Regions from separate parts of the Mus musculus genome. Here region 1 is linked to region 2. Evidence: chromatin loops called from intact Hi-C (ENCODE). Cell type or tissue: left cerebral cortex. All regions are shown on one strand. Each heading gives the region's core, and the rest is flanking DNA. Links, peaks and the distances in the headings are about the cores only.

Region 1 (15,835 bases), core at 5,867-8,366, 84 kb after region 2:
AGCAAACAAACAAACAAACAAACACCCAAAGTTGTATTAGCTGTCTCATCAAAAAATAGTCTTTTGGTTTGGGGTTTTGTTTTTTGAGACAGGACCTCTCTACATAGCCCTTGGCTGTCCTGGAACTCACAGAAACCCGCCTGTCTCTGCCTCTGAGAGCTAGGATTAAAGGTGAGTGCCACCACATCCAGCCAAGAAATATTCCCAAAGGATGGCATGGTATGAAAGAACTATACTGTAATCAGAAAACTACAGCTCCCTTCTGTGGCCAGGAGCCTGCTTTCCCCAGCTACAGTCGGTCTCCACTGGTTGCAGCCTCTTGGAATACAGTCAAGCAAGGAAAGGAAATTCCGAGGCTCCTGGGCATCCCTTCCTTGGAGACGTAGCTGCTCACTGATGCCAGGAACAGAGTTATCCAGTTAGTACCTACTAGGATTGAGCCGCCTGGGTTTTCCAGCTGAGCAACCACTAGGTTTCCTCATAAGCAGGGTTGGTTTGCTGAGTCCTGCAGCAAAGAAGTCCCAGTTTCTGGATCAGTGTGGGGCCAACATCTGAGCAATCCTTGCAGGTTCCCACAGAAAGAGTTCTCTAGGTTCGGCGGAAGAGAGTGCCTACTATCCCAAAGCAGATTTGTCACTTTAAGTCAAAGGGATGAGCCCATTTCCTGGTTGTGAGGACTGCCTGCCATTTTCAAGGATCCTCTGCCAATCAAGACAGTTCCAAAGCAGAAAAAAAAATGAAGTGAAGATTTCCAACCACAGGGTGAAGAGCAGAATGGGCGTGTCCTGAAGCATTCATGGCAATCACGTCACGCTGTGTTGCAAAGATCTGAAACCACAGCTTTCAGCATCTCCAAGAGCAATGAATTGCTTGCTGACATTTTCATACAACGAAGAATACCGCACAAATTGCTACTGTATACCAGTTATTTTGTCCTAAGGGCGCGTGGTGCACGTGTATGCACATGTTGGGGGAGGGTGTTTTTGCATGAACATGCACACGTGTGTACACTGAGGTCAGAGATCAACTTGGGTGAAGTTTCTCAACAGCTGGCTACCTTGTTAAACTAGAGTCCCTAGACAGCTTAGAAAGTGCCAAATAGACCAGGTTGCACGGCCAGTAAGCCACAGGGAGCTCCTCCCTCACCAAGATCTAATAATGGCTGTGTTTGTTTGTACGTGTATAGTTGATTTACTTTCATGGCTGTTGTTTTTAACTACTAGAAAACAAATTACAGTTATGAAATTTCACGCTTAAATATTCCTGCATGCCTCTCCCAAATCCGGGAGTATGATGTATAATCGTGATTACATCATCACATCTAAAAATATTAGTAATAAGTTCATATAATCTAACCTCCAGTCAGAATCAACTTTTTCTCGATTGTTCTAATGCAATATAGTTTTCTCGGGACTAGTATTTGAATGGAAGACCTCATGTACACTCAACAAGCACTTTCTTGGGGCTCCAACCCTAGCACCCCAATGTATCTTTTTACAGCTGCTTTTGTTCAGGCAGAATCCAATTATGAGTGCACCCTGTCTTTTAAAGCTCACAGCTGCCCCTCTTTTTGCACCCCCCAACTTTGATTTATTTTATTTTTTAATATCCATGCCAGCTTACTCACATGCTAAGTTGTTCCGGTTGTTCTTTTATATTGTGATCTCACTTTGCCCTATCCTTTCTAGATGTTACATCTGAAGAGTATATGACTTGGGCAGGCCATTGTCAGAAACATTCTCGGGTAATGTTTTCTTTTTTATACATCTATTTATTTGGGGGGGGGGGGGTGTCACACACACGTTGGAAGCTGGAGGACAATTTCCAGGAGTCAGTTCTTTCCTGCTGCTGTGTAGGTTCTAGAGCTACAACTTGGGTTACCACAGCTGGTGACAAATGCCTTTAGCCCGTGCAACCGCCATGGCTCACCATTCGTAATGATTGCTTTATTTAATGTCACCCCACTGACCCAGTGCCTTTCCTCAGAAGTGAGTCACTAAAGGCTGAGATGAGACTCTGGGAAGCCCATCCTATTAGGTAGGTAAACATTCCATACCCTTTCAAACTGCTGTATTTCATGATCTCTGAGCAATGGATCTCCTTGTCAAACTTTCTGCAAAGACTACATGGTGGCCTCAAAAGTCTGTCTTAGGGGTTTTCAAACCCTTGGAAACTGAGGATGCCCAAACCAGACAGGCATGCATCCTTGAATGCAGTCAGCGGCTAAGTTGATCTCCCCAGAAAGGTAAACAAAGTTGGGAATGATAGGAATCCAGGCACTGCTCTGAACTGAGACCCAGTATTATTAACTTGTCTTAAAGACAGCCTCCCAGCAGGCCAGTTCTTTAGACTGGGGCTTAGCTGTGTCTGGACAGTTGCATTTTTGAGATCATTGTTTTAGAGTCTTGCTTACTTTTATCGATAGCTGGGGCTGATTCTGCACATTCCAAACTTGTATGGAAATACCAGCCAGACTGCACGGGCCAATCTCAATCACCTTTCTCTGCCTTCTTGGAAACCTTGAGATAGGAAAACGAAAGAAAAATACAACCAAGAGAAGAGACTAATGCAGACAACGTGACGGTTCCGGTAACTGCTCTATCCAAACTCCTTACTAGCTTCTTAAAAGACTTGAAAGTACTTCATCCACAATGAAAAGACGCTTTTGAAAATGTTATGTGGTGAATACCTTTAATCCCAGCACTTGGGAGGCAGAGGCAGGTGGATCTCTGTGAGTTTGAGTGCAGCCTAGTCTACAGAGTGAGTTTCAGGACAGCTAGGGCTACACAGAGAATCCGTACCTCAAAACCCAAAGCCAAAAAAAAAAACAAAAAACAAATAAAAAAGTGTTGCATGGGACTAGAGAAATGGCTCAGCGCTTAAGAACACCGACTACTCTTCTGAAGGTCATGAGTTCAAATCCCAGCAACCACATGATGGCTCACAACCATCTGTAATGAGATCTGATGCCCTCTTCTGGGGTGTCTGAAGACAGCTACAGTGTACTTACATATAATAAGTAAATAAATCTTAAAAAAAAAAAAGTGCTGGGTAGTGGTGGTGCACGCCTTTAATCCCAGCACTCGGGAGGCAGAGGCAGACGGATTTCTGAGTTCGAGGCCAGCCTGGTCTACAGAGTGAGTTCCAGGGCAGCCAGGGATATACAGAGAAACCCTGTCTTGAAAAAGTGTTGCATGAATAGATGAAGCTATCCTGGAGTTGCTTTGTGCTGGTTGACATAAAATAATCGCGACAAGAACAGTGCAGTCCTTGACTTAAGTCCTACCCATGCCTTACTTACCTCTGCAACAAATCCTGACTGCTGAGACAGGGTATGTGTGAGGAGCCTGGAGAGCAGACCAAGGGATGCTTCTCACTATAGAGACTATTCCAGGCTGTACCTTACTCCACGGCTTACAAAAAAAATGTATAACGATGAGGGTGTGTCCGTGTGCCTTACTTATTACGTGCATGCGGAACTCAGAAGACAACTGTGGAACTTGCTTCTCTCCTTCCATCCCGTAGATCCCAGAGGCTCAAACTCAGGCTTGGCAGCAAGCACCATTGCCTGCTGAGCCTTCTTACCACATATCTCCCCTTTCTTTGGCCCAGGACTTCCGGGACCCTAACACCAATGGGCCCTCTCTCAGATAAAGCCAGATGAGATGGTATGAGGATTTGTGCAATGGAAAAGTTCTTTAGTTGCTCAAGGGCTATTTGTTGAAGATCAATTATTAACTAACCAAGGCTGGAAGCTTTAAGAGGGGAAATAAATAACATCTTTGTTTTTCTATTAGCTTGAGCTAATAGAGAAGGGGAGAGCAGGCGATAGGCAGATGCAGATTAACTCGCCAGCTTTAACAGTATTAAGCCGGGGAGTTGGGGGGGAGGCATGACTGTAGCCAAGTAATCTGCAGACTCGGACTGGTCACATTCCTGGTCCCAGGCTGTTCACAGGATAGACTGCAATTGAGTGGTGGTAGGTGGATAGCAAGGTACATTTCTTGCTGACTAACAAAAGAATCCAGAGGGAGCTATTCCTTATCCAAATTCCTATCTGGTTTTCAAACCATTCTCACCGCTCAGCATGCATTGTCTTTAGGTCATTATATAGCTCTACGGCTAGTGCGTGGTGACCCACAAAGACCTACAAGCTATGTCCCAGGTTGCTCTAAGGTCCTCTGTGCCAATAAAACCTCCCCCTCCACATACAACCTCTAGGTTAGATTTGAGCCCTGCTAATTGTGCAATTCTTAATTCCAAATGAATTTCAAGCTTGTCTAAATGTTGTAGCATGCAACAAAGAGAAGACTCAGATATAAAATTAGGACCAATACCCTTTGCTGAAATTGGGTCTCATTATGTTGCCCAGGCTGGCTTTGAACTCTCGCAAGTGTTGGGATTACAGGAGTGCACAACCATGGGACCAGTAATTAAAAGAGAGAAAAAGAAGCCGTTTGCGCATTGGTATACTGCTCTACTTTGAAGCCTGTTAAAGAAACTGTGTTTTCTGTTGTCCATAGTAAACGGTCTATCAAGCAAGGCATGGAAGCACATCATTTAATTCCAGTACTTGGGAGGCAGAGGCAGGCAGATCTCTGAATTTGAGGTTAGCGTGGTCTACAGAGCAAGTTCCAGGATAGCCAGGACTGCACAGAGAAACCTGCCTTGGGAGGAAAAAAATTATGTAGGATTACTGGCATGGATGTTGGGAGAGACCTGGGATGTCAGAACACATACTGGTACAAGCTGTTACTGGGACAGCTAGGGAAGCCAAACAGAGAGCATGGGTGTCCAGCAGCAGATCTGTGTGGATCTGCAAGGTAGTGGCTGACAACCAAAATAGTGAGATTTCAGAGGAGTGTGGAGAAAGTGGCAGAAGAACGGGGCTGAAGTGACATCGGGTGACACTTCCAGATGAGAAGCCAGAGATAGAAGTACAGCAAATGCAAATAAGGGGCCAGAGGAGAGAAAAGGGGGCCTGTCTTTTTTTTTTTTTTTTTTTTTTTTTGGTTTTTGGAGACAGGGTTTCTCTCATAGCCCCAGCTGCCCTGGAACTCACTCTGTAGACCAGGCTGGCCTCGAACTCAGAAATCCACCTGCCTCTGCCTCCCGAGTGCTGGGATTAAAGGCATTCACCACCACACCCAGCTCAAGGGTGTCCTTTCAACCAAAGCAATCAGGCAGTTTAGGGAAATGACAACACAGTCAGGCCTCACAAAACCCAAGAGGAACAAGAAAGCCTTTTGGAAGTTAATAAGATGCTGTCCAGCCACCACACCAGGCTCTCAGACACCAGCTTTTGATGAGAGCAAATAGGACCTAGAGATAGCTTGGACTTCTCTCCTGCTGCTGTTTGCCCGTCAACAATGTTTGTTGCACATATATTCTGTACGCTCTACTTTCCCAACTCAAAATAACTGCAAGGACTTCATTATAGACAAAGAAAGAAAACAAACAAACAAACAAATCTAGCACTGAAACCCAATAAGCAAAAAAGCAAACGTGGTAAATTCTCGTTGCAGATCCTGTCCGACCCAGCTGAGTGACCAACGATAATTTGTTTTACATTTGTCAAATGTATGTTCATAGAATCACACTCAGAGAGCAGGACTATGGCCAGTAGAGAAAAATATCTAACCTTCACTGATTTATCTTGTGTGTGTTTGTGCTGGGGTGTTGGTGTGTCTGTCTGTCTGTCTGTCTGTGTCTGTGTCTGTGTCTGTGCATGCATGTGTCTGTGTACAGAGGCTGGAGATAAGCCTTAGGTGTTGTTCCTTAAGAGAAATTCACCTCGGTTGTTTGAATCAGTCTCCCACTGGCCTGGGCTTTGTCCCGCAGGCTAGGCCGGCTGACCAGTGAGCTCCAGGTCTCACTGTAGGTCTTATCTCCCAGCCCTGGGATTACAAACTTGTGTCACCACATCTAGCTCCTCCCACAGTGCAGGGGATCAACCTCAGGTGCTCATGCCTGTCACATTACTGACTGAGTATAGCTCTTCTGCTACTTTGGGAATTCTTTTTTCTTTAGCCTCCTCTACTCTTCTCTATCCTTTCAACTCCCTAACACCAAAGAGGAGAAAAGAAAGAAGAGGAAGGACAGGAGGTGATGGTGTTGTTAAATTACTTCCTGCTGGTTAGGGGTACCGAGTTCTGTGAGGCAAGTTTGATCTTTGCCATCAGGATATCTAATTTCTTCTTTGTGCATACCTACTTAACAAACCCTGACCAACAAGCACCAACAGCAACCAATCAACAACCAACAACCCACCCTGACTCTCTCGGAGCCCTAGCACTTATACATCCTCTGAAAGATCCCCAGAATCCCCAGTGTCACATCATCACAGAAACTATCTGCTGGTGGCAAAATCATGCCTCTGCTACGCCCTGAGGCAAAATCTTAGTCAGCTGCTCTGGACAGTCTGAAGGATTAAAATGAAAACATATTCTTATTTCTGTGTTTTTTAAAAGAAATTTTAAAGAAAATCATCACTATAACTGAGCTCCTGTAAAGAATTTGTAATGTATTTTTAAAATTTAATTTGTATATTTAATTTTATTAAATGTGTTTATTTTATTTTATTTTGGTGTATTTTTTTTAATTTAATTTTTAGTGGTACTGGGGATTTAAACCCCGAGCCTCGTGCATGCGAGGCAAACATACTACCATTGGCCACACCCCCAAGGATCTTCCAAGCTCCATTAGAATAGCAACAGGAAGAGATTTTGATGTTCAGTGTTAAAGCTAACCAACCAATAATGGCTAAAGGCATGTGCTGACGAAGACCATTTGAGGCTATTGAAGGTTACCAGCACAGACTGCTTTGATGAAAATTCACTTCATCTGGCATGGGTACCCAGCTAGCAACACTTAGCTATTTTTACATCTCCCTTTCCCTGAATCATACCAGGCTGTGGCCCATCCTTATCTTTGGGGGATGCAGTATTTTCAGTGCTTCTTTGAAGCCATCTTTGCTTGGGTATCCTCAGCCTCTTTGGATGGAAAACAACACTCTGAGACAGCATCTGTCCCTTGGTGGAGACAGTACTGGGAAATACCCTCTTAAAGCTGTGCTGTCTTAATTTCGGAAGAGGAGATAATCGTTGTCTACAATTTAACACAGAAACAGTAGCAAATCGGTCCTTCATCTTGCCATCTGTTAGTGACAATCCCTAGATATATGGTGGCCAGTGTTATAGCATGTGACAATTTTGTTTTTAGGTCAAGGGTTCACGTAGAATTTCAGAGAGCCCTGTCTTCCTGCATTTTAACTGAGCTGTCCACTAAGCAGTTTGGTATTTTGTGATGGTTTATCATCCTTCTAGTGCATTCATCATGGGATGTTTACATAATCTTCCTTTAACATTAATTTCTCATTTCCTTGACTTAGCAACAAAGCTCTTTGTTTTGGAACCAAATTAATGAATCACTTTTTAAAAAATTAATATTTCTTTTTATTTCTGTCCATGAGTGTGTATAGTATGTATGTGTACCGCACACATGTCTGGTGCTTGTGGAGGCCAGAAGAGAGCATTGGATTCCCTGGAGATACAAACCAGTTATGAGCTGCCATGTGGGCACTGGTAATTGAGCCTGAGTCTTCTTTAAGAACAGCCTGTGCTCTTAACCACTGCACCATCTCTCCTTTTAAAGAGGGAACATCATATGGAGTAGCCTAAGTGTCCATTAACAGACGAATACATAAGGAGACTGTGACACACATGCACAATAAAATGTTATGCAGTAAAGTGACTAGAACTGTCAATTATGTTGTAAAATATCCCAGACTAAGAAAGACAAATATGTTTTCTCTCCTATGCAGATCCTAGATCTAATTAATATATATATGTATATGTGTGTAGGAGAGTGTATGTCATGAGTCAGAAATGGGACCGTAAGAAAGGGAAAGAGGTCTTAAGGGTGGGTGTATCAGAGTACACATGACAGGAAAGCAGAAGTGGAGGAGAGAGGAAGGGGACACAGAGAGGTGGGAAATGGGGGAGAGAAAGAGGAAAGAAGATCAATAGAAAGTATGCACAAAAGGCTGCATGAGACTCATTAAGTTGAAGAAGAAAAAAAAAGGAGTGTAGCTAATGTGCACTTGGGGGTGGGGGGGTTGTCAGCGTGATGGTCTAAAATCATCTGGGAATGGAGGTTCCATGAGGACTTGTCTAGATTAGGCTGGTCTGTGGTGATGCCTGTGGGGAATCTTGGTTGGACTGAGGGAAAACATCAGGACATTCCCTGGACCACGGCAGAGGGAGCTCCTTCACTGTGTGAGTGGGGAGAGAGCTGGACACTGGCATGCAGACATTACTTCATGGCTCTCTGCTCTTGACTGTGGTTGCATTGTGACTCCCGCTTCAAGTCCCTGCTGCCCTGACTTCCCTGCAATGATGGACTGTACCTGGAATCGTGAGCCAAGCCAACCCTTTCTCCTCTCTGTTGCCTTTGTCAGGATACTTTATCACAGCAACAGGAAACAAACTAAGCCAAGCGTCACAGCTAATTGCTCCCAGGATGCCCTGACAGGTGGCTCTCCTATCTGAAGCATTCAGTTCTACTGAGTAGTATGTACAAGGACATGGGCCAGCTAGCTTCTCTAGCCTAAGGAACCAGACACTGGACTCGATTAATAAATGTATCATGACACTTATTTAAAAAAATATTTATTAGGAACAGACCGTGTGTCACTGAAAGTACAGCTGTTGGGGGGGGCACACACGGTTCCTGCTCTCAAGGAGCTTACATCTTAGTGGGAGGAGACATTCAAATAACTTACCTGAGACGTGAGGAAGAGGCGGAGACAGATAGAGTGGATAACACATCTTAGGGACGCTTCCTCTCATTCTGGCGCTTTCTCTTAAGTCTTTATACACGCTATCAAACTTACAGAAACTAAAGACGCGTCCTTTTAGCTCAACTGAAAACATGACATTCTCTGAGCAGGTAAACTTCAAATAGCCGTCCTCTGATTAGAGGATGTTACAATCTTTCTTCAATCACAAGCGAGGCTGGCTAAGGTTTTGTGGGTAGGAGAAGAGGGTATTTAGAGCCTGAATGTTTGTTGGGTGGCCTCAGAAAAAGAAAAAAGCAAAATAGAAATCAAAGATAATGGGCTTGAAGCATAGGGAAGTACACACCGGTGGCTGGAGAACCCTGGAAATGCACAGGGTGGGGCACAGGTTGGCCAGTGTGGCTGGAATCGAGTGGGGAAAGGAGAGTACTCGAAGTTGAGGCTTGAGGCCTAACTAAGAGAGTCCTGTTTAGGCCATCACAAGACCTGTAGGTTTTACATAAGAAGCCACTGCAGGAAATTAAAAAGAGGAAAGACTGATTTGGCTGAATCTGTTTAGCCAGTTTGGAGGCAATAATCATACAAAATTAAGTGAACGTAGAAAAGATTGGTCAGCAGGCTCTTTTGACAGTCGTCCCAGAGGTGGCTGGTGGTGGCCTTGATGAGGGGAGGAGAGAATGGCAGGCTGCTGGATATATTTTGATGAGCTCACAGAGCAAGATGGTTTGGGACCCTAAAAGGGAAGAGTCGAAGATGACGTCATAAATTTTAGCCTGAGAAACAAAAGGTGGAATTGTCATTCTCCATAAAGGAGAAGACAGGAAAAGCGCAGGGGTCTGACTAAGGAGGGTATAAAAACCTGTGTTAGGTGTGAAATGTCCCGTTGCCATAAGGAAGGACCAAGGCGGGAAGGCAGCTGACCGTGTGAACCTAGATGTGAGAGCTAGGCTGCTGCTAGGCCTCTGGCAGTCATCAGAGCCATCAGAAAGTGTGTCATTTCCTAGGATCCTAGACTGTTCTGAAGGCTTAGCCTAGTACACCTCAGTCCTTGGGACAGAAGGAAGACTTGGCAGAGCAGGAGGACAGAGCCATGTGACGAACACGGGTATTCCAACTCTGGAGACGGAGAAAGCATCTTTGGAAGAGGGGACTCCTCTAAAGGCAAGTGCCAGCAGGGAAAGATCATGGCAGGCCAGTCAAAGCTGACCGTGGGAATCGCTTCATGTGGCACACCAAAGTCACTCGAGAGAGGGAGAGAGGAAAACAAAACTCAAAAAAAAGGGTTTTGTTTGCATATATATATATATATATATATATATATATATGCATTTAAGGCTGTGTGAGTGTTGGCATCAGATGCCCTGGAACTGGAATTACAGACAGCTGTGAGCAGCCATGTTGGTACTGGGAATAAACCCAGAGCCTCTGGAAGACCATCAAAGGCTGCTCTTAACCCCCTGAATATCTCTTGAGCTACCTCAGATTTAAGGAACACACACACATACACACGCACACACATACACACGAATAGTAGTTAGCATGACATGTGGTCTATTATCTTCGCTATTTTGTTCTTTCTGGTTTTTAAAATTAGAAACATAGCAATACAAAGGAAAAATCCAATAGGAGTGGAAACCTAGAAAATGTAGAAAGGAACTATTTTTAGGAACAAAGTTCCTGTGCATAAGTAGAGTCTGGTAGAGTCTGAACCTGAGAACAGCCACCATCCCAGGGAAGAGAGGTGGGTAGCTCTGCTGGATGCCGCAGGTGTGGGGGGCCAAGTGGCTAAATGGTTTGCTGTGCATGAGGGTCAGAATAAGTACTCCCAGCACCCACATAAAAACCAGGCAGCTCTGCAGCCCATCTATGTAATCCCAGCACTCTGGAGGTAGAGACAAGGGACCCGGGACAAGCTAGCTAACTGGATTAGGCAAAAATGGCAGGTTACAGGTTCAGTGAGAGACCCTGCCTCAATAAACAAAATAGAGAGCAAAAGAAGACATGACATCAACTTCAGGCTTCCACAAGTACTCACACACACACACACACATACACGGAGGGGTGGGGGGGAGGGGAAGGAGAGAGGGAGTGGGGAGCAATAGAGAACTCTGATGAACTTTGTTCTTGTTTGAGTCAAATAGTTGAGTTAATCATCTTCTGGAAGAACTGGAGGTCTGAAGAGAGGCAGGAGTACCACCGTGGCCACAGACACTGGCCGCTGTACTGTCAACACCATGGAAGAGGGTGGTGGCAGTGGAAAGGCAGTGTAAGGCAAGCAAGTAAAGGCCAAGAGCGATGGGTGGACTGTTCATGTCAACAGTTTCTAATAAAAATTTGCTCTCGTATCCTCTAAGATGAAAAGAAAAACAAAAGACAAAAACAAAACTATAGACCTTCTCACACATATAAATTGACTTCTAAAACGGTTAATTATAAGTTTATATGACTGTAAAGATGTAATTTCTGATGTTTTATAGTATTATTTTAAAATAAAGCAAACCACTTAAAATTGCGTGAGTCGGTGAGATAGAAATGCTATACCATAGATCTTTAATGTACCTGTAAATTAACCTTTAATATTGCTTCCTCCTGATACTTTCCCCAACTCCTCTCAATTTCCTAATGATGCATTTCTATTCTTGAGTCCGACTATACCACTCTGTAACCAAACTATAGTTTCCTCTGAAGTGAGCTAATATTAGTATCATTAGTTAGCAGTTAAAAGACATCATAAATATTGCTAATTATTTCTTTAACTCATTCTGTTGAACCATTATAAGAAGAATTCAGGGTGAATTCTGAAGTTCCTTGAGAAAATAGCTTTCACTCTCTTTCCATTGTTCCCTAAGATTTTTAAAGCTTAAAGCAAGAGCAAAGGGCACAGAATACACGATGGCGATGGCATGTATTCTGTTCCCAGAACCCTGTAAACGCCATCCCTCCGGGAAAAGAGCTAGGGTTGTAAGGAGGGTGCTCTAGAATCTAGCACGGCATTGAAGGCTATCATGAAGCAACGACAGTACAAAGCTGGCTTCCCCAGCCCAGCAGACTGCAAGTCTTGAGCTGACACACCAGGGAGAGCGGGGTGGAAGCTTCGTCATCTTCTTTCTTTAAAAAGATGATTCTGAAAAGGGAAGGCCTCCCTTTGCATATCATCTCTGTTCCCATTTGACACTCAGCCTCTTCTGAATAAGCACTAGCTATTTTCAAAAGCGGCTTTAACAAGCTATCTATGGGATGGACAGAGAAGCTTGCTGCTTCTAGAATCTAGCATGGTACTTAAGGCTATAACAAAGCAATAACTGCCCTAAGTTAAACTTAGATCCCACCGCTGGAAAGATGGCTAATCTGCCAAAAAAGCATGGGCCACACTTCCAGAGAACTTAGGTTTAGTTCCCAGCAGCTACATGGTGGCTAACAACCATTTGTAACTCCAGTTCCAGAGGATCTGACTCCCTCATCTGACCTCACTGGTCTCTGCCTTCCACAGGCATATACATTGTGTATATCTGACTGTGCCATTGGCTTAGCCATCCAGACATTCCATTACATTCAGGTAACACCCCCCCCCGACACACCCCTACAATCTTTAACAATCAGTATATAAAGCCTGGTGGTAGTAAAAGTAGTACACACCTTTCATTAATCCCAGGCCTCACGAAGCATTAGCAGGCCTTCTTTGAGTCGCAGACCAGCCTGGTCTACAGAGTGAGTTCTAAGTCATCCAAGGGCTACACAGAGAAACCTTGTCTCGAAATGCAAAAGACAAAAACAAAAAACCCCACCCAACACATACATACGTTCCAGGAAATTTTTGATTATTTTCCTGAAATACCAACTAAAGAGGTGAAAAAAACCTAAAAGACAAATGTTCCACTCTCTCAGTAACCAGTGACCTGTATTAGAAATGGCGTATTTGGAACTCTGACAGTCACTCCAGGAATTAAATCCCAGGCGACCAGCTAGCCCCTGTCTCTGCAGATTGGTAAAAATGTGGGCTAAATTAAGATTCTCATTATCACCCATCTCTTGTCATGCTTATTTTCCTAGAAATGAGTTCAAGGCTAGCAGGAGTCCCTTTTGGAGTTTGTCCGATCAGAAATGAAGGCTACCATCCTCAATTTAAGGTTATAAAATCTAGGCCTCTTTAACTCATCAAGAAGCTAAGCTAATTCAATTGGTTGTAAAGTGAGAAGGTCGCTTATACCCTCTTACTGAACATTATGACCATCAGCTGTATCCAATCTGTTCAGGGAGGCTTCAAACACAGACATTCCCATTAACATCCACATACAGTTATGATTAATCAGAAAGACTGAAGTCTTAAGCAACAGTTCAAATGACATCAAGACTCCAATATGAGGATACAGGAAAAGGTGAGTTGGTGGATGGGTCAAAAATCGGGCTCACCCAATCCAGGCAGTGGTGATGCATGCCTTTAATCCTAGGACTCAGGAGGCAGAGGCAGGCAGACCTCTGAGTTCAAGGCCAGCCTGGTCTACCCAGTTCCAGGTCAGCCAGGACTACACAGAAAAACCAGGTCTCAAAAAAACAAAAAAAACCTCAACCAACCAATTAAAAAAACCATCATCGGGCTGGTGAGATGGCTCAGTGGGTAAGAGCACTGACTGCTCTTCCGAAGGTCAGGAGTTCAAATCCCAGCAACCACATGGTGGCTCACAACCATCCATAACGAGATCTGACTCCCTCTTCTGGAGTGTCTGAGGACAGCTACAGTGTACTTACATATAATAAATAAATAAATATTAAAAAAAAAGAAAATAACTTTAAAAAAAAATCATCAGCCAGGCGGTGGTGGCACATGCCTTTAATCCCAGCACTTGGGAGGCAGAGGCAGGCAGATTTCTGAGTTCAAGGCTAGCCTAGTCTACAAAGTGAGTTCCAGGACAGCCTGGACAGAGAAACCCTTTCTCAAAAAAAAAAAAAAAAAAAAAAAAAAAAAAGAAAGAGACACCCTCTTTTCTTTAATCTGTGAGAACTTGCCCTTTCAAATTGATAGGAAATGACGCTTAGTAACAAAAAACTAAAATGTACTCTAAAAATTGTTGAAGGACGTTTTTGCTATTTGGGGCATGCCACACACTCACACACAAACATCCCCTCCCCCCCCCCCCCCCCGCCAAAAAAAAAAAAAACAATTCAAGTCCATCTTTCAAGCTTGGAAATGTTATGTGCTACCATTTTACATTCTTGATAAGGTAAATTCTTTTGGAACCAACATTATTACTTGTCACTGATGGCGGGATTCCACATTGCTAGGCTAATACCTGAACGCCTGGAGAGGAAACCAGCCAGTTGGACCACATTCTGTTTCATGTAGACTGTTTCTAATGTTAACACACTATATAAATAAGTTAAAGGCTGCGGTAAAACAAAGTAATCAGATTCTGATCTTCAGAGTAAGAACACAGTAAAACACTGCTCTAGGAGACACAGCTGAGGGGGAGCGTAAAACTACACATTTGTCTGCTAAGGGTGGTGCACGCTTTTAATCCTAGAGCTAGAATTAAAGGCAGAGGCAAGTGGATCACTGAGTTCAAAGCCAGCCTGGTCTACACACTAAGTTCCATGCTAGCCAAGAATACAAGAAAACCCTGTCTCATAAAAAGATAGAACATTAAAACAAAACACTTTCAAACCTAACTTAAAATCCACATATTCAAAACCTAAGCCTTTTGGGCACCCCAGTTTCTCAGAGCCTATTTATTAAGCTAGATATAAATCTAACCAAATGCTTTTTCAAGATATAACCAAGGCAAAGCTGCTAAGCAGTTTTTGAAAAACTGAAAAAAAGAAAAACGTTCTTCAAGCCAGCCTGAGGCAAAGTTCAGAAGCAAATGGCCCTCCTGACTGGAATGAGGTCTGAGGACCAGGTGTTGTCACGTGCTGAGTCACAAGGGTCAGCGCTTACTTAAGTCCCATCAAAGGCCAAGGGGACTAAGGACCTACTTAAGAAAGCAGGCCAATTGTTTTTCCAATACTCTCAAAATCTGTGAAGAATACTTTTGTGTTTATAGGCATGTAGCTACCCAAAAGCCACAATACTCCATCTTACGGAAATCTCACTCCGTCAGTGTTTATGGTGACCACCAACATGCTGATGTCCGATCTGTAAGGAACTGGGAATTTTACTTTTGGATGAAGACCCCCCCCTAGACTGGGGATGAATAACCAAGGAAGTCATGTAGATAGCTTTCACAATTCTTTTTTTCCAACTCTGTCAACAGTTGGCCCAAAAGCAATGGTATAAGGCTGGCCCAAGAAATCTGCTTTCCAGACAGAGCTACACAGAGAAACCCTGTCTCAAAAAACAAACAACTCTGTTTCAAAAAAAAAAAGGAAAGAAAAAGGAAGGAAGGAAGGAAGGAAGGAAGGAAGGAAGAAAGAAAGAAAGAAAGAAAGAAAGAAAGAAAGAAAGAAAGAAAGAAAGAAAGAAAGCAACTAAGCAAGCAAGCAATGGGATGTAAATGAGGCACTGGAATGGGTGTGGGGGACTTCTCAGATAAAAAAACAGACCACACTAAAATCTCTATGGGTCAGCATACTGACTTTTGATCAGTCTATATAATGTTTATATGGATAATGTTGATTAGCATCTTGTAGGCAGGCTTTATAGAAACCTTGTGACTTTTAGCTTTAAGAATTTTTTTTTAATGCAAGGCATCCGTCTTGTGTCCTGAGACACTACATAATCCAGGCTGGCCTTGAACTCTCATTCTTCGGCTTCCACCAACCACATACATGAATTAAAAGCTGGTATTTTAGAAACCCTAAATAGTTAGCTTGAGATCAGGAACACTCATCCTTCAGACCTCCCCAGAGACGTGAATGATGGCAGCTTTTCCAATAACCATTCTACACTGCTCACTTCTCACTTACACAAACTGCAGGCCAAGGACAGGGACCTGACCAGGCTCACAGATAAAAGCCTTTGGAGCCCTGACTCAGAGCACAGCCCTCACACTCGAACAGGAAAGGTTAGGAGCCAGTTTCCCGGCTTGTGCACCACGGTCAAGC
Region 2 (15,835 bases), core at 7,591-10,090:
GTAGCCCTGTTTGTCTGTCCTGGAACTCCCTCTGTAGACTAGGCTGGCTTCGAACTTAGAGATCCACCTGACTCTGCCTCCCAAGTGCTGGGACTAAAGGTGTATGCCACCATGCCCCCAGCTTATGTGGTTATGTGGTCTTTCTCCTTCTCCTTCTTCTTCTCCTTCTTCCTTTTATAAATTTTTTTTATTTTTTATATGTAAGTACACTGTAGCTGTCTTCAGACACGCCAGAAGAGGGCATCAGCTCTCATTACAGATGGTTGTGAGCCACCCCGTGGTTGCTGGGATTTGACCTCAGGACCTTTGGAAGAGCAGTCAGTGCTCTTAACCACTGAGCCATCTCCTCAGCCCCATCATGTGGCCTTCTTTTAACTCCTTGTGGAGTCCACTAGGTGCTACCTGTATGTGTGTGGGTGCAGACCACCCACAGGGCTTTGAAGCCTCTCAGGGGCTGTATCCTTGAAGAAAATTGACTTTGCTTTCCTCAGCAGCTATCATGGCCACTAGCTCCTCAGCTATGAGTTGGGCTTTTTGATACCTGCTGTTTAATGGCCACTCTGCCACCAAACCTAAGGCCTGAGTCCAATCCCTAGGTAGAATGAGAGAAGCAACTCTCAGAAGTTGTCTTTTGACCTTTGCATGTTCTCTGTGACATGCATACACACACACATACACTAACACACACACATGTATGTACACATATACACATGTATACATACACACACATGCTTATGCACTTAAATACGTACACACACGTACACACATATACACACAGAGACATACAAAATAGGTAGATAGATGATAGATAGATAGATAGATAGATAGATAGATAGATAGATAGATAGATTTTAAAAAGAATCATGTTTACATTTATGTATACCAGAGCTTTGCATTGGGTCTACACATTTATTATACAGTGAATACATTCAAACATGTTGATGCAAGGGAAAGTCTTAAAAGACAGAAATGAAGATGGTTATATCAGATATCTTTGGCCACAATGATTAATAATCTTCATGATAAGAGACACTTGCTGGGCAGAGAGTTGTAGGAGGACTGTTGGGGTTTGTTTCTGTGATAAATACTGTGACCAAAAGCAATTTAAGGAGAAGGGTTTAGTTTAGCTTACAGGTTGCAGTCCATCAGCTGGGAAGGCCAAGGCAGGAACTCAAGGGAGGACCTTCAAGTAGAAACCAATGGAAGAATCCTGCCCACTGGCTTGCATTTGGGCTCATGTTCTGCTATTTGTCATGTATAGCCCAGATATGCCTGCCTAGGGATGGTGCTGCCCACAGTGGACTGTATCCTCCTACAATTAACAGAGAATTCCACCGACTTGCCCACAGGCCACTCTGATGAGGACAACTTCTCTATTGAGGTACTCTCTTCCCAAGTATATTAAGTTGACAAGCAAGATTTACTACAACAGGGGCTTATGCAAGCATGAGATTTCATCAATGTTTTATATAGACACAATTAGGCAATCTGATTTTATTTAATTTGGGGCATTAGGGTTAACACAATTTCTATTTGATTTTGACACCTTCTGCTTTTTGCTTTTATGATATATATATGTATGATATATATATGTATGATATACATATATATATGTAAAATACAAGTTTATATATATGTATATGTATGTATATTTATATGTTGGTGTGATAGGCAGTGGAATAATCAGTTGTCCCCTCCACTTTAACATTTGCTGCCCCAACCATTTTTATTTTTATTTATTTATTTATTTTTTAGCCTGGAAGCCAGAGATGATAGACTACAAGGCTGAGTTTAGAGAAGATTCTTGTAGAAGACTTTTCTTTATATTATAAAAGGTATTTGAGAAATGTTGAGGTTTGGTTTTTTGTTATCTATTGTAATGCTAAGAGCAGACCCCCAGGACTCAGTTGTCCCAGAAATGAGAGAGTCCCCCCAGATGGTTGTGAGCCACCATGTGATTGCTGGGATTTGAACTCTGGACCTTTGGAAGAGCAGTCAGGTACTCTTACCAACTGAGCCATCTCACCAGCCCCCTAGATTGGTAAATAGAGATACTAACAGCCAATAGTTGGGCAGAAGATACATAGGTGGGGTTTGGGTTTCCTGGGCTTGGGGTGGGAGGAGAAGTGAGAGGAGAAGAGGGTATAGGAGGAAGAAGGACAAGCCACCACGGGTTAGGTGAGCCATAAAAACATGGCCCTGAGGGCTAGCAGATTGGAGCTAAGAGTAGCTCAGATGGAACATAGTAAATAGTAATAACTTGGGGTTATCGATAGGAAAGAAGATTCTAATAGCATGGAGGGTAGGTACCTGCCCAGATCTTGTGCTGTTTAAGGCTTATTGTAAATATAAAGGTTGTATGTATTTTTTGTTTTGTTTTGTTTCTCTGGAACTAAATGGTCAAAGGCAGGATAGTAACCCAGGGTTGGGATTAAATCATTTCTACAGGAAGTGTGACAAATTCAGAAAATAGTTGTAGCCTGGGAAATAGCACTTCATTGTCAACTGTCCTATGGTTATGTAAGAGAATGCCTTAGTTTTAAAGAAACACATATTGAGGGGTTGGTAAGGCATCCAGTGGATAGAGCACAGGCTGCTCTTGCAGAGGACCTGTGTTCAGTTCCTAGCACCCACACTGGGTGGCTCACAATGACCTATAACCCCAGCTCAACGGATCTCCAACATCTCTGGCCTCCCTGGGAACTCACACTCACACACAAGTACACATCATTACAGATGGTTTTGAGCCACCATGTACATGGTGGGAATTGAACACATATTCTCTGGAAGAGCAGCCAGTGTTTCTAACCACTGAGTCACCTCTCCAACCCCATCTTATTAAAACTAAAAAAAAAAATTAAGATATACACATTCAAGTATTTAGAAGTAAAGGAGCATAATATTTCTAAATGTGGTTTAGAAAGATGTATATATCTATGCATTATGTGTATGTATGTATGTATGTATGTGCATATATGCATATACTTTCTGTATCTCCTGGTTCAATTATATATAAACTTATATATAAGTTTGGAGAGAAGGTAACGGAGACATAAAGAGCGGTGATGACAAAGTTCTTGCACAGAGAAACAACACACTTAACACTAAGTGTCTTCGGGTTTTGTTGCCATGAAGAGACACCATGACCACAGCAACTCTTATAAAGGGAAACACTTCATTGGGGCTGGTTTTCCAGTTGCAGAGGTTCAGTCCATTATCGTCATGGTGGGGAAACATGACAGCATGCAGGCTGACATGGTGCTGGAGAAGGAGCCGAGAGTTCTACATTTTGATCTGAAGGAACAGAAAGAGACTGTGAATCATACTGGGTGCAGCTTGAGAAACTCAAAGCCCACCTCACCATGACACACTTCCTCCGACAAAGCCACACCGACTAATAGTGCCACTCCTTATGGCCAAGCATTCAAACACATGAGTCTATAGGGGCCATCGCTATTCAAAACCACCACACTAGGGGAATTTGTAAAGAGTGTAGGGGATTTTGTACTCTTTGTACTCATTCTTGTTATTTTTCCTGTAGGTCTGAGCTTCCTTCAAAATGAAAATTACTAGCCGGAGCTGGGGATATGACTCTGCGTTCCAACCCCAGCATCACAAAACAAAAGCAAAAAGCAATGGAACAAAACCCAAACATCAACTTACACAACCGTCACTCAAATCTCTTTGTCCTCCCAGGGTGAAACTCAATATAGGCAATTCCTGTGGAGGTAAATGCTTTAAGAGCCTCGACGCCCCCACCCTCAAAATGTGTAGTTTCTCCTTTTTGCTTATTAAAGGCATGCCACTCACTCACTAATTCTTTGGCTTGCAGAACGTTCAAAGCTAACTTGCTAGCAAACTATTGTTAAGTGCACAATGCTCTCAAGAATTGTCCCTGTGTTCTCTGTACCCGCTGATCCTTTTTTGTCCCATAGTTTCCAGACCAGGCGCTTTTCTGCTTACACATCATCTGTCAGGAACTGCCCAATCTCTGCACAGGTCTCTATCATACCACAGTAAAACTTCACGTGCTAGGACATCAATATCCCAGAGGCTATGCCTCCGTAATTTTGCAAGCAAAACCCCAAAGTGAGGTTTGTGAAAGCAGGTTTTTTTAAAAGCCAAGACTCTGTGATCTAGAATTACCGATGGTGAGTTTTGCTTGGCCCAAGACTAAAACTCAGAGTAATTCGAAGAACCTGCACCCACCTTCCCAACTACCACTCACTCCACAGTAAACAGTGCTTCTTGTTAAAAGGCTGAGAAGGATGAGATGTGGACATCAGCCAATTCAAGGCTTTGTTTCCTGCCCAACATCAGCCTAACAGTCCAACATCACCTTCATCTGCCACAGCTACATGCCACAGCTGTGTCATGCAATAAGATGGCGGCTGGGAGCACACGGCTGCTGGGTGTGGATATTTGCATGCATGTGGGTAGTGTGACCAAGAAACTTAACTGCTAATTTATGGTAGGCAGTTACAGGGTCTGGCACATAGTTCAAGAGTAGACTGTCTGCCTAGCTTCCCCAGAACCCATAGAAAAATAAAATCTACTTGTACTGGCTAGTTGTCAACTTGACACAGACTAGAGTCATCTGGGAAGGAGGAATCTCCATTGAGAAAATTCTCCATCAGATCGGTCTGAATGCAAGTCAGTGGGGGCATTTTCCTAATTGATTATTGGTATGGGAGGACACAGCCCACTCGGGGGATGGTACCACACCTGGGTAGGTGGTCCTGGGTTGTATACATAGGAAGAGCAAGCCTTGAGGAGTGAGCTAAAAAGAAGTGTTCTTCCGTGGCCTCTGCCAAAGTCCCTGCCTCAGCTCCTGGCTCTGTGCTTAAGAAAAAAGAAACCAACACAGTGGTGGTTATCATCCCCAAATGACTTAAATCTCCTACAGTTGCTGCATTATTTACACAGAAAGCTCTGGCTTCCCTCAGTGATTGACTGTGACAGCGGCTTATAAGCCAAACAAACAATTTCTTTCCTGAGCTGTTCTCGGTCAGTGTGTTCTGCACAGAAATAGAAACCCAACTAGGGCACCCGCTGATTTTAATGTAGAAAACCTACACTTGGGGCTGGAGAGATGGCTCAGTGGTTAAGAGCACTGACTGCTCTTCCGAAGATTCTGAGTTCAAATCCTTGCAACCACATGGCTCACAACCATCTGTAATGAGTTCTGATGCCCTCTTCTGGTGTGGCTGAAGACAGCTGTGTACTTACATATACAGTGTACTTACATATAATAATAAATAAATTTTAAAAAAAAGAAAAAAAAAACTACACTTGGCTAGTGGCTGATTGCTTTGTTGAATACTTGGGACAAGAGCTAGGTTGTGGATAGCCCTGGGACTAATTATATTTGATGATAATTCTGTTCTCCTCTGAGGGGTTGTGAACAAGGAATGAGTCAGCACTCAGGTGATTTCCTGTAAACCTGCTTCCCACCTTAATTTGTAAAATAAAGGAGAGCTGATGATTGGGCAGATAAAGGGAAATTGGAGCAGAAAATTGGGGGAGAGAAGAAGGAGAAAATTGAAGAGGGAGGATGCAGAGGAGGAGGAGGAGGAAGAAGAAAAGCAGAGCAGAAGCACGTGACCTAAAGAAACTGCAAGTTCTAAGGGGTCTCATAAGCTATAGAAGATGGCAGTGCGGTTGATCTGCCCAATCTAGGCGCACAGCATGTATTCATATTAACTGTGTTGTGTTTTCATTGATGGGGCATATTTGGGTTGAAGATTTACCGCAACAGAGCTAGGGTTTTATATGGAATTGACAGGGGGTGGTTTAAAATGCACTGGAACTATTGAATGAATGAATGAATGAATGAACGAATGAATAGTAGCCTTAAAGAAAGAGTTTTATGGCTGTTATGGCTAATCGTGACTACCAGCTTGAAAAGGTTTGAAATCACCTGGGAGACACACTGTGGGCGTGACAGTGGGGGCATCTTCTCTCAGTGAGGCAGCTGTGGAGAGAAGAAACACCAGCCCAAACATGAACAGCATCATTTTCTGGGCTGGGTACCAGACTGGATAGAAGAAGAAAGTGAGGGCTTTCCGAATGGCTCAGTGGAGAGGCACCTTCCACCAGCCTGATGGCCAGCGTTTACTCCTGAGTTACCACACATGGTAAGAGAACTGACCCCCACACGTTGTCCTCTGACTTCCATGTGTGCACTTTGGCACAATAAATCAATAAGTGTGTGTGTGTGTGTGTGTGTGTGTGTGTGTGTGTGTGTGTGTGTGTGTTTAATGTAAGGAGAAAGGAAGCTCGGCACCAGCATTATCGGTCTGCTTCCTGACTGTGGGCACAAGGTGACCAGCTGCCTCGCTTCTGGTACCTGACCATGATGGACAATACTCAGTAAGCCGTGAGACCCTTTAAGTGACTATTGCTGGGCATTTTATCACAGCAACAACAACGAAAAAGAAACTGATGAAGTGGTGGTATCAGGTCCAAGCTACTTAAATCACCTATGGTTATTGCATTATTTAACCAGCAGGCTGCAATGTCACCTCCAGTTTGTGGCAGTTATCATCAGCTGATGGGACATTTACTCCGGGGGAATCTTGCTTTTTATTTTTGGTGCTGGAAAATCAAACCTGAAGCCTCGGTCACGCATACTAAGCCAATGTCTCCCCCCTGAGGTATATCACCATCCCCATCTCTGTGTTCTTTCTTGCAAGGACTATATGTGCAGATCATCAAAGGCTGTTTGAGATCAGTAATGCATGAGAGCAAGAGTAGAATTTTACTCAAGGTATGCTTTATTTATGAGTTTTCTGTATACTTTGTAGGAAGGAAAACAGACTGACTGTGAATGTCAGCAGAGATCTAATGAGCCCAGACTTCCTCCTGGTCCTCGGCAGGAGGGGCTGTGCTCCTACTCAATGGCCTGCAAGATCAACAGGTGCTGGCAACAGGCATACTAGACAGCCAACTCCCTGAACCAGCTGTCAGCTGGCTTCAACCTGCTGGCTGCCCAACCTGGCATTTTGTCTCCCTTGGCAAGTCCCACTCTCAGGCTTGCTCTATGAAACGGGAAAGAAAGCACCGAGAATGGGTGAGGGAATCACTCCTCTTGGAGTCCTGAGCCATGCTGGTCCAACCTGCATGAGCCAACTGTTCTCCCACGGAGCGCGGAGAGGCAGAGACCATGTGTGGAACACCTTCACTCACAAGTTCCAGCATGGTACCTGTTTAATGATATATATATATATATTTCCTCCAAAGACCGGAAATCATCAAGGAAAATGGAATACATGATATCACCGAGAGAAGAGAGCAAAAATTACTAAGATTATGTTATTCTCCTAACAAGATTAGCATGGAAACTCCAAATCAGCTAAGAGTCTATTAGTTGCCAGTTTACCATCATTAAGAAAAATTAAGTCAAATGCTTGAAATTGCCTGGCAAAGAAAATCAATGTTGCTTTCACAGCAGATAATGACTCTGCTGGCCCTCTGTATGTATCAGCTGTGTTGGACACTCATGCTTAGTTATGGTCAAACACTGATCTAGAGGCTGCTACAAAGGGATGTCACAGAGACAATAATATCTTGAGTTAGCAAAGCAGACTAACCCTCATAGTGTGGATGAGCCCCCTCCAGTTGATGGAACCTCAAAGAGGAAGGAATCCCACTCCAAAACAGAAATATGGGAACCTTGCCTAAGTGTCCAGCCAGCCTGGCCTGGCCTAGCCTAGCCTGCAAATTATAGACTCAAGACCCTACCACCCACACCTACCTGCATCTTCTCCCAGCAGGCTTTCCCTAGGGATTTCAGGCCTGCAGGACCCAAAATTCCATGCACGCATGCGCGCATCCACACACATCCACATGACTATTTAATTCTCGGTTCTATTGCCCTAGAGAGCCCTGACAGACATGGCTATATTCTGAAGTTAAGGGTGCACAGAAAGTTACTAGAGTAAGAAAAATTTTTCCAAGATTTATTTATTTTATTTATATGAGACACACCAATAAGAGGGCATCAGATCCCACTACAGATGTTGTGAGCCACCATGTGGTTGCTGGGAATTGAACTCAGAACCTCTGGAAGAGCAATCAGTGCTCTTAACCACCGAGCCATCTCTCCAGCCTGAGTAAGAAATGTTTAAAGGCTCATTATCACTAGAGTTGGTTGTTGAAGAAGAGGCGTCAAAGACCTTTCTTAACTGTGTGTGGTCATTTGCTTCAATGTTAAAACCTAGTTACTTTGATTTCATATGAATGTAGAATCTGACTTTCATTGAGACTTTACAGTCTCAGACGTGCTCAGTGTACAGTATAAAAAGCAAGAACGAGGCCATACCTGACTTGTGGTATATTCTTTTCTAGCCAGTGGTAAATACTTCAATCCAATCTGGGATGCGGGCAAATTTGAATTTCTTACTTAGCTTCCAGTAAGACTCATTATTTAAGGAAACACTGGAACTTTGCAAAAGTCATTGTATTTTTCCCCCAAATTCAAAAGTAACTAATGTTCCTTGTAGCCCAACTAAGTAACAAATATAGGCAATGGAATGATAGATAGCTCTGAAAGGGGACGGGACGAGTACTTGCCAAGTACATGAGAGGCCCTGGGTCTAACAATAATGAGTACACAAACATACACATGACCACACACACACACACACACACACACACACACACACACACACACACAGAGAGAGAGAGAGAGAGAGAGAGAGAGAGAGAGAGAGAGAGAGAGAGAGAGTTTGTAAATCCAATGCCTTTGGGCAGTGCTAAGAACATTAGATACCTGGGTCAGGTAAGATCAGAGGTTGGAAGGTAAATGTTTGAAAGCAGAGTAGGGGCATTGAAGACTTGATCTCTAATCTTTGCCAACTGATGTAGGGTAAAAGGATCTAGAATGCCAGTTCCAAGCTGCCAACATAACCTGGATGCAGAGTTGGTAGGGGGTCGGGGGTAACATCGTAACTGTCTATCTGAAGCTAGTGTGAGCAAGCTCCAGGACTCCTTTGGGTGGGCTGGCCAATATGTGGTGTTTTGAGCCTCAGTGAAGTGAGGAAGGAGAGCCGGTGGGAGACTGTGTGGAGACAGCAATGACCAGCTCCAGTGTCAGAGACAAGGGGCAGGGGCTAGTGTTTTAGCAGGGGTGATATAGTTAGGGCCAACCATGGGTTGCTGGACCTTTCAGAGCTAAGAGGGGTGTCTTAGTCAGGGTTTCTATTCCCGCACAAACATCATGACCAAGAAGCAAGTTGGGGAGGAAAGGGTTTATTCGGCTTACACTTCCATACTGCTGTTCATCACCAAGGAAGTCAGGACTGGAACTCAAGCAGGTCAGGAAGCAGGAGCTGATGCAGAGGCCATGGAGGGATGTTCTTTACTGGCTTGCTTCCCCTGGCTTGCTCAGCCTGCTCTCTTATAGGCCCAGAGATGGTCCCACCCACAAGGGGCCTTTCCCCCTTGACCACTAATTGAGGAAATGCCTTACAGTTGGATCTCATGGAGGCATTTCCTCAACTGAAGCTCCTTTCTCTGTGATAACCCCAGCTGTGTCAGGTAGACACAGAACCAGCCAGTACAAGGGGTAGAAAGATTGGGGAAAAGAGGGATGAGCAGAAGCAGAAAGATGTGAGACCCCCTGGTGTGGTGAGGACACCTGCGTGCCACATCCTGTGCTCTCAGAGGCCAGCAGAGGAAGAAGGCATTCACATGCAGGGAAGGCCTGGAACAGGTCACCTGAAGACAAGCAGGATGATGTGACCCTGTGGCCTGGCGTAAGTTGTAGGAAACCAACGGCGAGGAACCCTGTCTGTGGCAGGGATGGGAATCTGGGACTGAACTGATAAGCGTCCAATGTGCTAATACTTGTGAGATTCATCTTTTCTATTATTAGGAAAGAGGACAAATGCAGATATGAGTAAATACATCTGAAATGCACGGTGTTAGGCTGGGGTTAGAAGGGTTGCTGGAAACTTGCGCTTTTAACTGGATAGATATGACTGTGCATGTAAGATATATTACACTGCACAGCTATGTGTGAGTTTAAGATTATATGATATGTTAGTGCATATGCCCATGAGCTATATCTCTGTGTACAGATTCCTGGAAGGCTCTAACAACAGCAGCATCCTACTACTACTGTCCAGTGGGCTTGTGTTTGTTCTTGTTTCCCTGATGGTGGTTTCCCGGAGGGTTACACCTAGGGCCTCACACAGGCGAGGCAGGCACCGGACTACCGGTATCTTTAGACTTCTTTGATTTTGAGGCAGTGTCTTCACTCTGTAGCCAAAGCTGGCCTTGAATTAGTGATCCTCCCATTTCAATTTTCCAAGTCACTGAGCTGAACAGGCTACACCAGCAGACCTAGGTCTAATGCTGATTCATGCTTTATCAGTCGCCATTGAAGAGAGTCGGGTTTCTTGGGAAAATGTCTGACACTAAGACTGGAGCGGGGAAGGTTCAGGATTGAGTCTGGAATATCTTCTCCTCCTCCTCCTCCTCCTCTTCCTCCTCCTCCTCTTCTTCCTCTCCCTCCTCCTCCTTGTTATGTTTTCCCCAAGATACGGTTTCTCTGTGTAATAGCCCTGGCTGTCTGGAATTCACTTTGTAGACCATACTGGTCTTGAACTCACAGAGATCTGCTTCTGCCTCCTGAGTGCTGGCATTAAAGGGGTGTGCCACCATGCTTGGCTTGTCTGCAATATCTTATTGTGCCAAAAAATTAAGGATTGTCTCAAGAAACTAGGGAAATTTGATTAAAAAGGAATGAACTGCCTCCTAAGGGCCAGCAGCAGGTCACACCTCATGGGACCAAATGGGAATCCATGAATCAGTATTAGACAGAGAAGTGATGATAAAGATGACGATGAAGGCAAAGAAGAAAGATGACAGGTAGAAGATCTATCAAATAGATGTCGCCTAGAAGGTAGGTAGATAGAGCATAGATACATAGATAGAGAATACATGATAGGGAAAAACAGGTGATATATATGTATATACACACATATATGTATATGATAAGTAAAAACATAATATATGATGACGAATAGATGTTATAAAATAAGATACATGATAGTAAATAGACAATAAAAAAGCATGGATGAGGGAGGGAGGGAGGAATAAGGAGAGAATAGAGTTTTTCTTCCAATAGGCTATATAAGCAGAATGGTTGCACCTAAGATATCAGTGTGCTAATTCCCAAGACCTATGACTCCATTGCCTTGCACTGTAAAAGGGGCTCTCTTTGCATAAATAAAATTAAAGGGCTTCAGGTGGAAAATTTATTCTAGGCTATTCATCTGGGTCCAGTGAGTCAAAGTCAGAGTTAGAAGATAGAAAGATGAAAGCAGAGATTAGAGAGGTGAGGAGACACTAAGCTCTTCACGCAGGGATGGAGCTGAGATGCAGAGGACCTTCCATAATAGTAGTTCTCAGCCTGTGGGTCACAATGGCCCTTTCTCAGGGTCACATACCAGATGTTTACATTATAATTCATAACTAGCAAACTTACAGTTCTGCAGTAGCAATGAAAATAACTTTATAGTTGGAGGGGTCACCACAGCATAAGGAACTGTATTAAAGGTCCATGGCATTAAGAAAGTTGAGAAGCCCTGTTCTAGAAGCTTGGCAGGCCAGAGAGTGGGTCCTTCTGAGCCTTCGGAAGGAGTGGAGCCAGCAGTACCTGCTCTTAGCCTGGTGAAACTGATTTAATTTGACCCTACAGAGTATAAAAAAATTAACTGATATAATAATAATTATATTATTTTCAGGAACTAAGTTTATAAGAGTTTGTTCCAAGAATAATACAAAAGGATGCAAAATTGGACACTGATATAAATACCAATGGGGAAATGTAGAAATTGGGAAGCAGCTAAACATAGTTTGAGGAATGAATATAATAGTTCCTTCTGGAAGTGTCAGTCAGCAGGGTATGGGTGGCACATTCCTGTAACCAAGCACTTGGAAGCCTGGAGCAAGAGAAAAAATTGGAGGCCAGACAGGCCACATAGTAAGTAAGGCTCTGTCAGAGAGAGAAAGAGAGACAGAGACAGATGAGAGACAGAGAGAGAGAAAAGGACATGGAGTCAGGTTTGTATATGCTTGTCCCAAGGAGTGCCACACCCACTCCAGTGGAGTCTGCATGACAAGTCCAAAAGCTTGCCCGCAGTCCTGAGGCAAAAAGTTTCACAGAAACTGGTCTCCTGGAGAGTCTCTGGCATCCCATAACACAGATGTGGTCCAGATATGTCCTTGCAATAGTTGGTGAAGGGTTCTGTGTGCTTTCCTTCAGTATTGTTTTATTATAGGTGCCCCCAAAGAATGATTTGACAAATAGCTAATTAGATTGAACATTGCTTCCTAGCCTTTACCAGTGTCCCAATGTCCTTGGCAGTTGTTGAGCTGACCCTGGGCTTGGAATTTCGTAAGAATGTTACTTATTCAGACAAAATGCCTCCAGTACTGAAAGAGAGATAGTGAAAGAAATTAGGCATCATAATTTACTAGATGGAGTTAGAAATTTCAGGGCAAGTTTAACAAAGTAAGTTTGGAATTCTTTTTATGGTTATGTATGGCAGACTGCATTACTTTTCTTTTCTTTTCTTTTCTTTTTCTTTTTTTTTTTCCAGACAGGGTTTCTCTGTGTAGCCCTGGCTGTCCTGGAACTCACTCTGTAGACCAGGCTTGCCTCGAACTCAGAAATTTGCCTGCCTCTGCCTCCCAAGTGCTGGGATTAAAGGTATGTGCCACCTTAGAGGCTCCCAGACTACATTACTTAATAGAAGAAAGTTTGGTGGGCTCCTTTGGTAAATGGAGGTTCCCCACAAACACTTAGAATAGCAGCTGAGTCACTACCATATGCAGGAATTTACAATGGTCTAGGAAGAAGGAGGGTTGCATTATTCATGAAAAGGTTAGCAAGAGCAGAAACCCCTGGTTCAAGTTTTCACAAGGCTCAGAGGAATAGCATAGTTAGGTGCTTACTAAGGGACCCTTGTGACTAGGGTGTGAAATCCTCACCAGCTTGTGGAATAGTTGACTTCAGATAGGGCCGCTTTTTATCTCAGTTGTAACCACTGCCTGATTCCCGCCAGTCTTTATGTATGCATTTTTCTGTTTTGTGTCATTATGCATCAGATAACCTCAATGTACCGTGGCTGATGTGTCATCTAACTTCATTGTTTTTTTCTGTAATATAAGTCTGATGCTAACTTTGAGAAATTACATTCAGATCCAACACTCTTTTGTGTTCGTGTCTGTTTGTCACTCACCGACTCCTTGCCCACCTGAGTACTGAGACCCTGATTTCTCGCAGGGTTGAGGGACTTCGACAGAGCCAGCCTGCAGCAAGGGAGTGGCACTATTAGGAGGTATAGCCTTGTTGGAGTAGGTGTGGCCTTGTTGGAAGAAGTGTGTCACTGAGGGATGGGCAATGAAACCTTCCTCCCAAACACATGGGGTTTAGTCTTGTCCTAGCAGACTTCAGATGAAGATGTAGAACTCTCAGCTCTTCCTGCATCATGCCTGCCTTGATGATACTGGACTGAACCTCTGAACCTTTAAGCCAGCCCTAATTAAATGTTGTCCTTATAAGAGTGGCCTTGGTCATGATGTCTGTTCACAGCAGTAAAACCCTAAGATACACATAAAAAGCCAGACTTGATGGTTTAACCCCAGAACTAGCAGGGACAAGGACAGGAATAGATGGTACTCTGGAGTTCATTGGTGAGAGAAGCTAACCTAATTGATAAGATGTAGATTCAGTGAGAGATTGTGTCTCAAAATATAGTGTGGCAAAAAAACTGAGGAAGACACCCTACGCCAGACACCCTACACCAACCTCTGGCACATGCACACAACATATGTACACATGTGCCTGTACTTACACATGCACATAGACAAACATCTATACTCCAGACGCAAGAACATACACATGAACTTTCTTAAGAGGAAAAATTAGACATTTTTACTATATTCAAGGGTTTCAGTGTGCATAATTATTTAAAAATCAACAACAGGCCCTGGAAAGATGATTCCATGGTTAAGAACACTGTTTTAACCATGTGGTTAAGAACTGGCTGTTTTCCAAAGTACCCAGGTTCTATTCCTAGCAACCACATGGTGGTTTACAACCACCTATAACTCCAACTCAAGGGGAAATATAGCTGCCTTCTGGCCTTTGTAGGTAAGAAACATATTCATGGAACACAGGCATAGTCTGTTTCTACCTCTTAGCCATTGGAAGCCATGTTGCATCTTTGCCTTTGTGTCGGTATTTCTGTAGAAAATGCCCAGAACTGCTGTATCAAGCTCTGGACCTGATACTTTGTTTCACGCTGCCATTGTGGTTCCCAAAGACTGCTGCTTCAATTCCTACCAAGAGAATTCACGTACACTATTGTCTACTGTGGGATTCTGTCATTCAGAGGAACTTCCTCACTAGACATTTGTTTTTTTGTTTTTGTTTTTGTTTTTCAAGACAGGGTTTCTCTGTATAACCCTGACTGTCCTGGAACTTACTTTGTAGACCAGGCTGGCCTCGAACTCAGAAATCTGCCTGCCTCTGCCTTCCGAGTGCTGGGATTAAAGGCGTGCACCACGTCCAGCTTTTTGTTTTGTTTTGTTTTGCTCACTAGACATTTGACCTGTTCATCTGTGTTTCTTTTGACTGTCAGTGTTCTTGACACTTTTCTTGTCTGACTGACCTATTGCTGTAGGGATGGGCAGAATTCTTCATGCTGGAGAGGCGGGGCAAGCTGCAGCCTTCCATTTTCCAGATAATGGTGGTGGTGTTGCTGTTCTCACTGAGGTTGGAGTTTTCCCTGAGACTGGGTTGGAGGAAAACGGCTTCACTCCAAGAACAAACATCTCTCCTTCCTGTGTCAAATGCTGTAACTCATCTTGGTTTCCAAATAAAAAATTTGATGTGTACAGGATTCTAGAACCCACTCCAAAAACACCCAGAATTCTCATTCACTTGATATAGCCTTCTTGCTGTTGTTGTTGTTGTTGTTGTTGTTGTTGTTGTTGTTGTTGTGAGTATACTCTGCTCTTGCAGAAGACCCAAGTTCAGTTTCCAGCATCACTGTTGGCCACTGCAGTACTCACTGCTCTGTAATTCCAGCCAGGGCATCCAACGCCCTCCTCTGGCCTCCATAGGCATTGCACTCACGTGTACATAACCCACAACAGTCACACATATGCATAGTTTAAAATAAACAAGCAAAACTTTTGTAGACTAACACCAACTAGGGTGTCCTCTAACGGGAGGCACACTCTGGTTTCCACTGGTCTCTGGGGTCATGTTCAAAAGCCAGCTTTCAAGTGGCACAGGAGACTGGATTAGCTCTCTCAAAAGGAAAGCAGCACAAATACCAAGAGTTGCTAAGAGGCATGTGTGGGTTTTACACAAAAGAGGAAAGGTAAAAGTCACTCATTCCCAAAGGCAACAGCCAAGACACGCTTAAGTGATAAGACTAATCAATTATTAAAGAAACGCCTTCTCCATTAGGTTTTAATTAAATATGAGCCCCCTGGGGCACTGATAGCAAGTCCAAAGCTCTATTTTTCCAAATGATGGTGAATTTCACCTCAGGATTAGAACATCAAATATTAAAACTAAGTAAGCGTGTAGCTGGAAATCTGCACAGAGTGCAGGAAATCGTTTGATGATTGGGAGAACTCACAATGGTATGTATGTCCCAGAAAGGCAGCCCGTTTATATGATTAGTCTTGATATTGCTGAAGAGAATTTCCTCTAGAAATGTGCCTCAAAGCTCTTGAGGAGGAGACAATAAGCCTCCTCCTGAATGGAGTCTGAATGGGGCTCGTGCTAAGGTCTTTTAGAGACTGG

What was found. Hi-C counts contacts between places; a loop is a spot of excess contacts. Peaks named below come from ENCODE experiments on the same cell type or tissue, not always from the same donor. Only the 100,000 strongest peaks of a DNase experiment are listed, where the experiment ranks them.
Region 1: a loop joins it to region 2, with 2.2 times the contacts of the local background. A loop is called at or near these places in 4 of 42 quality-filtered maps.

Annotation. Positions count from the first base shown.
Region 1 is chr8:47,648,699-47,664,533 of GRCm38, forward strand. No RefSeq gene overlaps it. Among named protein-coding and RNA genes, the nearest start is that of Ing2, 19 kb to the right of the region's middle. In left cerebral cortex, for the core only: no CTCF peak of the experiment used is centred there; a DNase peak (open chromatin) is centred at 6,912.
Region 2 is chr8:47,563,368-47,579,202 of GRCm38, forward strand. No RefSeq gene overlaps it. Among named protein-coding and RNA genes, the nearest start is that of Gm39172, 24 kb to the right of the region's middle. In left cerebral cortex, for the core only: no CTCF peak of the experiment used is centred there; no DNase peak of the experiment used is centred there.